3 separate regions of the Homo sapiens genome follow, and regions 2 and 3 are each linked to region 1. The links are chromatin contacts, found by Hi-C or POLR2A ChIA-PET in ENCODE. All regions are on one chromosome and are shown on one strand. Each heading gives the region's core, a stretch centred on a gene start or an enhancer-like site at or near the end of the contact. The rest is flanking DNA. Distances are from core to core; before and after follow the strand shown. Region 1 has its middle 73 kb from the start of SNORA37. Region 2 has its middle 45 kb from the start of MEX3C. Region 3 has its middle 28 kb from the start of MEX3C.

Region 1 (3,490 bases), core at 395-2,894:
TAGGTAAAGCTTCTTAATCACAGAATGTTAGGAATTATTTTTATCCGACGGTTAGCGTTTTCTTTGTAGTACTTTCAGCTTTTTGCCTCATGAACTTGATCCTCTGAGAAGTCTGGCAGCAAGATGCAACTGGACCATAGGCCCTGGGGCAAGAGTCCCCAACCTTTTTGGCACCAGGGACTGGTTTCATGGAAGACAATTTTTCCAAAGAGCAGGGTGGGGTGGGGTGATGGTTCTGAGATGAAACTATTCCACCTCAGATCATCAGGCATTAGATTCCCATAAGGAGTGTGCAATCTAGATCCCTCGCATGTGCGAGTCACAGTAAAGTTTGTGCGCCAATGAGAATCTAATGACACAGCTGATCTGAGAGGAGGCGGAGCTCAGGCGGGAATGCCTGCTCACCTGCTCACCTCCTGCTGTGTGGCCCTGTTCCTAACAGGCTGAAGATCAGTACGAGCCTGCTGCCGCCCAGGGCTTGGGGCCCCTGATGTAGGGCATGTGTAAAACCATTCACTGGGAGTGGGACCTTTTAATATTTGTTTTTATCTAATGTTATTGTGATTCTAATTTTTGAGTGTTTTTTAATATACATATTAGTAGAACAGTACATGTATATTATTTGTAAGTAAATATCCATAAATTTGGGAATACGTTTTTGTCTCAGAAAGGATTTATTAGCAAAGGAGTTTTGAGACCACTGCTCCAGTGCAGGACTCCTCATCGGGGGTCCATATTCCCCTGGAGTCAAGGAGCCTGCCAGACTCTTGCCATTACATACACAATTTTATGACGATGTGCCTTTCTCCTGGGGTAGTATCAGTAGCTTCTGTAGAATTCTCAGTGGGGAATGTATATCCAAGAATGAACCACTGAGGGCTGGTCTAGTGATTTCACTCCACTCTTGAGGCAGAATGGCTGTCACATACAAATTCAGATCATCTACAGCTTGATTTGTTATTGTTGTTGTTGTTGCATTTGTTGGTAGCCTCCAAATGACTTTCCATTTTGATTTAATGAATTAATGCTAACAAAATACCTAATAGAGTGGCCTCCGTATGGTAATGTATTTCATAAATGGGAGCAACCGCTTCCCCCAAAAACAAACAAACAAAAAACGCTGGTAAATTGTTAGGTATTGGAATATGCTTCTTGGGGAGTTACCTTGATTTTCGCTGACTGGATAAATATTCCCTGGACTGAGAGAGAACCAAAGCAGGGAGTTAATTGTGTGTGTGTTGGGAGAGGTTGATAGCAAGCAAGAATATGCTTGTTGAACACAGCATGATTCATACGAAGGCCTTACACCCAACAGTAGCTAGTTGTGAGAAAACAGAAACATTTGGAAACTTGAGGGGACTGATACAAATAGCAACATGGTAGAATGTGCTACTGGGAATGAATGCCTTCTTTTAAACCTTTCTCTTCCTCTCTTCTGTCTCCTACAAGAGCCGAGTCACTTAGTATAATTTTACAAATGAGAAAACTATAACCTTCCAACTATGACTTTCATTTTAAGAAACTCATGTGGCTTTTTGGAACAAACAAGATTTTGGTTTTACAGAAGCTGCTGTGAGAAGAGGATGAATTAGTCACCTAACTCTGAAAACATTTAACACTGGGGGTGGAGGGCTGGGGGAAGGGTGAATGCATTATTACTCAGTGAGTCAGAAACACACTCAACTTTACTGGAACTTTGTATTCATTCAAGGAATGGTCACAATCTTTGTTGTTGTTGTTCTTCCTCTTCTTTTTTTAAAATGACATTCCATAGGCTCTATTGCCATTTTATTAAAGATCAGTAGAAAGGCAAGAGGAAATATGGGTGTGAATTAAAGAATGGAGATAATTCAAATTACTCAGGGAAATTTCTTTGTGATAGGGTGGGACTGAGGTCCCTGATTTTTTGCTGACTGTTAGTCGGGGTTTGTCCTCAATGTCTAGAGGCTGCCCACATTCCTTGGCTAATGGCTCCTTTCATCGTTTTTGTTTGTTTGTTTTTGTTTTTGTTTTTGTTTTTTTTTGAAAGCCTCGCTCTGTCATCCAGGTTGGAGGCTGGAGTGCAGTGGCTTGATCTTGGCTCACTGCAGCCTCTGCCTCCCGGGTTCCAGTGATTCTCCTGCCTCAGCCTCCTGGGTAGCTGGGATTACAGGCATGCGTACAACCATGCCTGGCTAATTTTTATATTTTTAGTAGAGATGGGGTTTCACTATGTTGGCCAGGCTGGTCTTGAACTACTGACCTCAGGTGACCCGCCCACCTCGGCCTCCCAAAGTGCTGGGATTACAGGCATGAGCCACCATGCCCAGCCAGCTGCCTTAATCTTTAAAGCCAGAAATCAGGTCAATTTGTCTTATTGCTCCAACTTCCCCTTCTGCCTCATGTCTTTCACTCCAGCCAGAGAAAGTTCTCTTCCTTCAAAAACTCATTTAATTAGATTAAGCTCACCCAGATAATCCAAGATAATCTTTCCATTTTGAGATCTGCAAACTTAATTGTATCTGCAGAATCACTTTAGCCATGTAACCTAACATGATTACAATTTCTAGACATTAGAGCATGGGTAATTTTTTGGAAAAGGGCCTTCTGCCTGCCACATACTGTTAGCTACAAGTAACAGATTATCAGTCTCAGATGGCTTAAACAATAAGGAAATGTACATTAAATGTATCTAAAAGACAATTCTAGGCTACTTTAGATTCTTAATGCAAACCACAGGGCTCTAGCTTTGCTTCTGTGTAGTCTTCTAATCATGGCCTCTCCTTCGTGAATTGACTTCAGCCTCAGCTCAGTAGCAAGATGCTTCCAGGTGTCCAGACATGACAATGGCAAGAAGGAGAAGATAGATGTCTTCCTGTGCCTGCTTTTTATTATTTATTTATTTATTTACTCTTTTAAATATATGATAGAGATAGGATCTCGCTATGTCGACCAGGTTGGTCTTGAACTCCTGATCTCAAGCAATTCTGTCTCAGCTTCCCAAAGTGCTGGGATTACAGGTATTAGCCACCACACCCAGCCATATGCCTGCTTTTTAGAAGGCCCCAAACACTTTCCCTTGTACCTCATTGGCTAGAATTGGTTAACACGCCCATTCCTAAACTAGTTGCTGAGAAAGGGGGTTGGAATTACCCCAGATGGCTTAGATTAATCATCATATGGGAGTGTTGGGGCTGCTAGGGGGTCAACCACAACACCTGCTTCAATCTTCTGTCTCAAACTGCCTGCTATTCTTTTGTGCTTTCCCCTACCTTTGTGCTTTCATTTTTACTGGTTTCTCTGTAGAATTAGCTTCTTTTTTTCTCACAATCAGTCCGGACCCTATATTTTCTTTTCTTTTTTTTTTCCAGATCCCATCTTTTACTTAAGCCAAAAAAAAAAAAAGCATCACATTTCTTTCCTAAAGCCTTGTCAAATGCATTCCTCCCTCCAATCTGTCCCTTCTCAGTAGCGTGACTCTGCCTGACACCTTGTATATGAGTACATATTG
Region 2 (3,490 bases), core at 718-3,217, 3.0 Mb after region 1:
TTACCACTCAAGAGGCTCAGACACAGGAGTGTGGAGTCTCGCCCGCAGCCAGCATGGCAGGGGCAGCTGCTAGACAGCCCCAGGCAGGCGGCACTGGGCCCTGACCCCACATGCCAGGCCCTATCCAGCGGCTACCACAGGCAGTGGGCCAAGGGGCTTTCCCTGTGGGCAGCCCCAGCTGGCGGGCGAAGGCTGGGGGAATACGAGGTAGGGGCAGCTGCGACACCAGCTTCTTGTGGCATTTCTGAAATCTCATTTCCTGCCATAATTCTGAAGCAGGTGTTTCTGTTTTTTAGAGCGTCTTCAGTTGCTATTCTGGTCGTGTGAGTCGCTAGTTTTTTCCAAAGACTGAACTGCTATTTTTTCCTCTGGTGGAGGCATGGTGAGCAGCTGGTCCCCCCACCAGGATCAGTTGGGTAGCAGGCCAGCCCCCCTCGGCCAGCCCTGGCCTGGGGGCATGGGGACCCTTCACAGACTGAGTTGAGGAGCCACAGGGGAGCAGGGAGTACCGTCCGCTGAGCGGCCACCCAGCACTTTGTGTTTCAGTTCGCACTGAGCATGTAGTGTGCACCTGCCTTGCCCAGGAGAAGCAAAACAAAAACAAGCCAGGTCCCCAGCGCCTGTCTGGGGGACCTCAGCCCCACAGGGCATTGGGAGTGGCTGGAGTCAAACCCAGGCCTAGGGAGAGGCAGGTAAAGAGCTTCTTAAGTGAAATACCAGGGTCTCAAATCCAAGAATTTTAGATCTGGAGTTTCCAAACACCCTGAGACTCATACCAGACACATTCAGTAGGTCCTCTCTACAAGACTTTTAGTTTTCATTTGAATTAAAGTCTTAAAAATTAATGTAAACACATCTGACATCAGATGATCATCTCACAACTCTCACAACTAAGTATGTCTAGAGATCTCAGAGCCAAATAGTAGTAATTTTATAGGACGGAGCAGAGGATTTCATTTGTAAACGCCACAATAGTGTTCTGTATAGTGAAATGTTGCAATTTTTCCAATAGAGGCAAGATTTGGAAGAGCCCCATCATCAGACCACACAGCCTGGGTATCACTGAGTGCAGCATTCATGGTGTTTGAGTTCAGAAAAACAACATAGCAAGTCACATTAATGTGCTAACAAGTTCGGGTGGTTTTTCAGGAACTTTTGGTGTTTTCTTTGTACACTGATTTTGGTTTTAGAATTACTTAAGAGCCATTAAAATATATAGAAGTTAAATAATTTTATGGCTGGGTGCGGTGGCTCACACCTGTAATCCCAGCACTTTGGGAGGCCAAGGCGGGCGGATCACGAGGTCAGGAAATCGAGACCATCCTGGCTAATACGGTGAAACACCGTCTCTACTAAAAATATAAACAATTAGCCAGGCATTGGGGTGCATGCCTGTAATCCCAGCTACTGGGGAGGCTGAGGCAGGAGAATGGCGTGAACCCAGGAGGCGCAGTTTGCGGTGAGCCGAGATCGCGCCACTGCACTCCAGCCTGGGCGACAAAGCAAGACACCTTCTCAAAAAATAAAAATAAAAAATTATGTTCGTACTTATTTAAGTAATATGATAAACAAAATAATTTCAGTCATCCCTAGGGAATCATACGATTTCTGGTTTCCTTTGTGTAACAGAGGTTTGTACCTGACTCCGATGTAAAAACCATTACTCTCATGTTTGAATCAGATAGCTAGAATTATCTACAACAAAGGCTCATGCTGGAAGAATTAAAGCGAGGTCTTTCAGGGCTTAGGACTAGCAAAGATAGGGGGCCCTAGGGAAGCCTGTTGTCCCTAGCGTGTTTACTGGGAGCTGAGGTTAAGCAGACGCGGAAGAGGTAAAAAAAAAAAAAATAAAAAATAAGAGGCGAGGCTAACATCTAGGGAAGAAACAGCAAGCCTGTCTGCGGGGGCCACCAGAGGGCATGTTCACTACCAGCAACACACACACGCGCGCACACACACACCCACACACGCCCACACAGCCCCGGAGGCCACGGGAGACAGGTGAGGCCATCGCCCTGGGAGTGACAAAGTGACTCCTCACCTGCTCCACTGCCTTGGGGGCAGGGGAGTGTATGACACTTCAAGCGCTCACTGACTGTTCCTTGCCAGTGGATTGGGGGGTCCCAGTGATTAGGTCTGGGCTGTCATGGTCAGGAGGGCCACAGCTTTCCTCAGGTTGTTCCTCAGACATCTCAGAAACCACACTGACCACAGGAGCAAAACAAGAAGCACAGCTGTGCAAGAGGTATACAGCCAGAAGTGGCCAAATTTATGCCAGCCAATAAAGAAGCCCATAATGCGGCAAGGCTCTAGTCCTGCCACCCGCGGTGTGGGGACACGACGAAGGAGCAAGTCCAATCAACAGTCCTCCGCGTCCCTCCAGCAGTTGAGTCAGGAAGTCAGGTGCCAGGTCCTCTCGGGACAGAAACTCCAGAGATCTGGGTTTTCTGCCCTCTGAGACTGGACCTGCGAGAATCTTCTTATTTGGAAGGAGGTGGTTGGTAAAGGAAGACAAAATAAGGCTGGAAACAGACCCAGACACATTTAGAAACAAACGGAGCAAATGAAGCACTGGGGAGAGTCACTTTCTGAAAGCCAGACACCTCAGGACCATGTGGGTGGGGTGTTTCCAGGGAGGACGGAAACTTTCACCATCACCTTCCTGTCAACTGAGTGTCTGACCCCACCCCAAGTGTACTTGTGTGCTAGGACCGCCGTAATAAAATACCACACTGGGCAGTGTCAACAACAGACATTCATTTTCTCACAGTTCTAGAGGCTGGAAGTCCAAAATGGAGGTGTTGCAGGGCTGGTTTCTCTTGCTGCTCCTCTCCTCAGCTCGCAGCTGGCCGCCTTCTGCAGTGCCTTCACATGGTGCCCACCTTCTGCAGTGCCCAGCTTCTGCAGTGCCTGCCTTCTGCAGTGCCCACCTTCTCCAGTGCCCGCCTTCTGCAGTGCCTGCCTTCTCCAGTGCCTGCCTTCTCCAGTGCCTGCCATCAGCAGTGCTCACCTTCTGCAGTGCCTTCACATGGGCTTTGCTCTGTGACCGTGCATACGTGGCATCTCCTCCTCCTCTTATTGTAAGGACACTGTGCCACCATAGGAGGGGGGCCAGACCTTTATGACCTCACTTAACCTTAATTACCTCTTTAAAGGTCTGATTTCCAGGCCAGGCAATACCAGCACTTTGGGAGGCAGAGATGGGTTGATCAACTGAGGTCAGGGGTTTGGGACCAGCCTGGCCAACATGGCAAAAACCCGTCTCTACTAAAAATATAAAAATTAGCCAGCCATGGTGGCAGGCACCTATAATCCCAGCTACTGGGGAGGCTGAGGCAGGAGAATCAATTGAACATGGGAGGCGAAGGTTGCAGTGAGCCAAGAGCACACCACTGCATGCTAGCCTGGGCGACACAGTAAGACTGTGTCTCAAAATAAATAAATAAATAAATAAAGGTCTGATTTCCAAATACGGTTACATGCTGAGGTA
Region 3 (3,490 bases), core at 528-3,027, 3.0 Mb after region 1:
AGGTGACAGGAGAATGTGATCATAGAGTTAATAAATAGCAATACCTATTGAAAAATTATTAGTATTGTTGAAGTAAAATTTTCTGAAAGACCATTTAAAACAACAGAGAAATACTGGACAGATAGACTGTGTTGCCCAGGCTGGCCTCAAGCGATCCTCCAGCTTCGGCCTCCCAGAGTGCTAGGATTACAAACATGAGCCACTGTGCCCAGCCTACTTAGGATGTTTTTTAAAAAATCCTGGAAGCTCTAGTTATCTAGAGGCTAGGCAGATCTTTCTAAGTTTGTGTCATCAGTGGATGGGTGAAGGTTCTCAGAATTCATATTCTGAGAGCTGCCATCTCATTTGAATTTGAGAAAGCAAACTCCAAAATCTGCTTCTCTTGGACTGTTCCCAGTGGCTTTTCTTGAACCACACATAATCCAATGAAAAGATCTTATTCTCATGACTAGAAACTTGTGAGAACTCTTGAGTCAGTCGTCTTTTATGTTTTCCTAAGCAGGTGATTCCAAGTGCTTTTTCAAAAATGCATCCTTATGTTGAAGATTGTATTTGTGGTCAAGGATTTCAGAAATGGTCCCTTTTCTTTGCTAGTAGGCAAGCTTTTTTGATGTTCCTATTACTTTAGATGGTGCCCTTATCTTTTTAACTTTCCCCAGGAATAGCATCCTTCTGCCATCCCTTCCACCGTCACCACTACTTAGACACCCTTAGGTGCCACCCCTTCCCGAGAAAAGATAGAATCAGGACTCCACACCTCTCTCCCCCTGGGGTCTTAAAATCCAAGTAGACCAATGAAGGGAATTTAGTGTGTCACCTTTTAGAGTACATCTGATTTTTCAGTCATTTCCTATGCTTTCCAAATCCTGGTCATTACACCTAGAAACTGCTCCTGGGCTAGCCCTACAAAGGTGTCAAGGCATGGGAGTTGTAGAATTTCACTGTAGTCTCCAACTTGGGCTTCCATTTCAAGTTCCCTTATTTTCTGGCTTTGTCAGAGGGTACTTAATCCCATATTTTGCAGATTAATATTTTGCATCTCATTTTCCTTATCTGTAAAATGGAAATAATTGCCTCTGAGAACTGCCTGAAACCTAAGTATGAAACTAAGGCATAGAAATGCTTGCTGTGAAGTACATAATTTACTTTCATAGGTAGCATCCTCTTGTTCTGATTCTTTTAAAAATCCAGCATGACCCTGAAAATACTGTTGAAGTGCTCTGGAAGAGCAGTGTAAAGTAAAAGTGAAAAGCCTTTGGGGTTTGAAGCACTACCTTTAGTTGTGTGGCCCAGTTAGTACAAAGTGAACTCAGGTGCATAGTTTCACATAATCTTTACCATAGCCCTAGAGGTGGAAGTATTATCTCCATTTTTCAGAGAATAAAGCTGAGGCTTAAGAGTAAAAATTAATAAAGAGTAAAAAATAAGTAACAGGCTTAAGGTAAAAATTCCCAAGTCTAAAGGCATTTTCAGAAGATTCCATGGAAAATGCCTCAGTTGCTTGCAAATGTGAGCATTTTTTATTTAACTGGGCATGCCAATCAAAATATTTCAGTGGCCCTTTTTAATGATAGGATTAATTCATATCCTCAGACTGTCATGATCATGAAGAGCTTGAGCTAGTTAAGGCACAAATAATTGTTTCAGAATCGATTTGTTGATCCAGTGAGCACTTGCCTTGCCAAGCAAATGAAATGTCAAAATCAGTCAAAGCTTTGGTGGAGTCAGAATTTTTACTTTTAGTTTCATCTTTGATGCCATAGCATGAGCAGATAGTGGCCCAGCCAGATAACTTTGTTGACTTTTTGAAGGATTGGTCTTTTTCTAGAATAATGCAAATCCATTGACTTAAGTGTTTGTAGTTCTGAGTATGTAGTTTGCCTTGTCCTAGAGAGAAAAATCAAGAATGGGGGATGGACCTCATATTTTATTACTATGTGATGCTTTTTTTTTTTCTTCCTGGACCACATTTGTTTTTTTGTTTTTGCTTTTGCTTTTTTTTGAGACAAAGTCTCACTTGCTCTGTCACCCAGGCTAGAGTGCAGTGGTGTGATCTCGGCTCATGGCAACCTCTGCTTCCTGGATTCAAGTGATTCCCCTGCCTCAGCCTCCCGATTAGCTGGGATTACAGGCGGCCGCCACCACCCCTGGCTAATTTTTGTATTTTTATTAGAGAGAGACGGGGTTTCACTATGTTGGCCAGGCTGGTCTCAAACTCCTGACTTCAAGTGACCTGGACCACATTTCAACCCCTAGCTTCTTTTCTGTTCTGGCCCATTTTCTATTGCTTTTTCACATCTTTCCAAAAGGCTATTTAAATCAGTCCACTGACCTATGAGTCTTCATTCTGATCCCAGTGTCTCTAACATACCCTTGACTTATAGCTGCTAAAAGTGTACCAATTGAGAAGAGGGTTGGTTCTGCTTCCGGGGACGGCTGCAGGAGTTTAAAGTTGCTGCCAGATCCGACACTTGTAAGCCTGTTTCCTACCCACCTCCCCTTGTATGGGTGGGCTAACCTCAACTTCTCCCTTTAGCTCAGGGGTACTCAACCTTAGTACTATTGACATTTTGGGGTGAATAATTTGTTGGGGGGTAGGAGGCTGTCCTGTGCACTATGGGGTGTTTACCAGCATCCCTGGCCTCCACCCACTAGATGTCAGTAGTACACACACACACACACACACACACACACACACACAGTTGTGACCATCACAAATGCCTTCTGACATTGAAAGCCAAACCCTCATTAGCCAGTCCAAGGCTTAAGCAAGTTCTAGGTTGAGTACTTGAGTTAAGCATGCTCCTAAATGTTTCATATACAATGACACTTAATCCTTAAACTCTATGAGGGAAGTAGTACCCCCTCCTACAGATGAGAGCCCCATCTCAGAGATGAATGAACTTGCCCAGGGTTACACAATGAGACAAAGAATGGCATTCGGCCATTCTGATGTGCATGTTCTTCACCCCTGCTGGGTGCTGCTTCCTCACATTCCAATTGAAATGCCACAGTCGGGGTTCCTAAGCCCGAGGACCCCTTTACAAAGCTGTCTCTTGCACTTCCCAGGTTTTCTCTAGAGATCTTGCTGCCAGGCAGCCAGACCACTGTGTCCTGAGGGCCTGCTTTACAGTCACCCAGGCCCGGGCCTGCTGCACTTCCCACCTCAGACAGTGCCTATTACCAGCAGCCCCATCAAGTTGCCTCAGAATCTATTTGGTGAAAGATAGGTTGTGCATGGAACAAACAAGAATTAAGCTGCCTGAATCCATTTTCTTAGGCTTCAAGTAAGATTTTATTTGAAAACTTAGGATGCCTGCACTTTTCTTGGAAGTCTCATTTTTCTGTGGTTTTCCTATTTGACCCTTGTTCCAGGAAGGAACCAGAGGACTTCAGAACCATCACCTTCAGGCCTTAGAAAGGGTTGTGGGGATGCTGTCTCACGGGGCTTTGGAGACTCCTCTTGGCTAAGTCCTGAAAGGGCTTAGAG

Evidence for each region. A loop is a pair of places that touch in the nucleus more often than their neighbours do. ChIA-PET counts read pairs that join two places held with the same protein, here RNA polymerase II (POLR2A). Pooled maps may share reads with other maps.
Region 2: a pooled map shows a loop between it and region 1 (9-fold over the local background). The contact joins two enhancer-like sites. A Hi-C loop is called at or near these places in 3 of 37 single-sample maps with no recorded cell type and 7 of 50 pooled maps. POLR2A ChIA-PET finds 5 or more read pairs at or near these places in 1 of 52 experiments (activated T-cell).
Region 3: a pooled map shows a loop between it and region 1 (17-fold over the local background). The contact joins two enhancer-like sites. A Hi-C loop is called at or near these places in 7 of 50 pooled maps.

What each region holds. Positions count from the first base shown.
Region 1 is chr18:54,147,330-54,150,819 of GRCh38, reverse strand. No RefSeq gene overlaps it. Among named protein-coding and RNA genes, the nearest start is that of SNORA37, 73 kb to the left of the region's middle. Within about 2 kb of position 1,644, at least 10 of the 41 ENCODE cell types and tissues checked have a DNase peak (open chromatin) inside an H3K27ac peak, as active enhancers do.
Region 2 is chr18:51,150,813-51,154,302 of GRCh38, reverse strand. No RefSeq gene overlaps it. Among named protein-coding and RNA genes, the nearest start is that of MEX3C, 45 kb to the left of the region's middle. RefSeq lists enhancers at 1-97, 2,282-2,331, 2,342-2,501. Within about 2 kb of position 1,967, at least 6 of the 41 ENCODE cell types and tissues checked have a DNase peak (open chromatin) inside an H3K27ac peak, as active enhancers do.
Region 3 is chr18:51,167,703-51,171,192 of GRCh38, reverse strand. No RefSeq gene overlaps it. Among named protein-coding and RNA genes, the nearest start is that of MEX3C, 28 kb to the left of the region's middle. RefSeq lists an enhancer at 2,457-3,037. Within about 2 kb of position 1,777, at least 2 of the 41 ENCODE cell types and tissues checked have a DNase peak (open chromatin) inside an H3K27ac peak, as active enhancers do.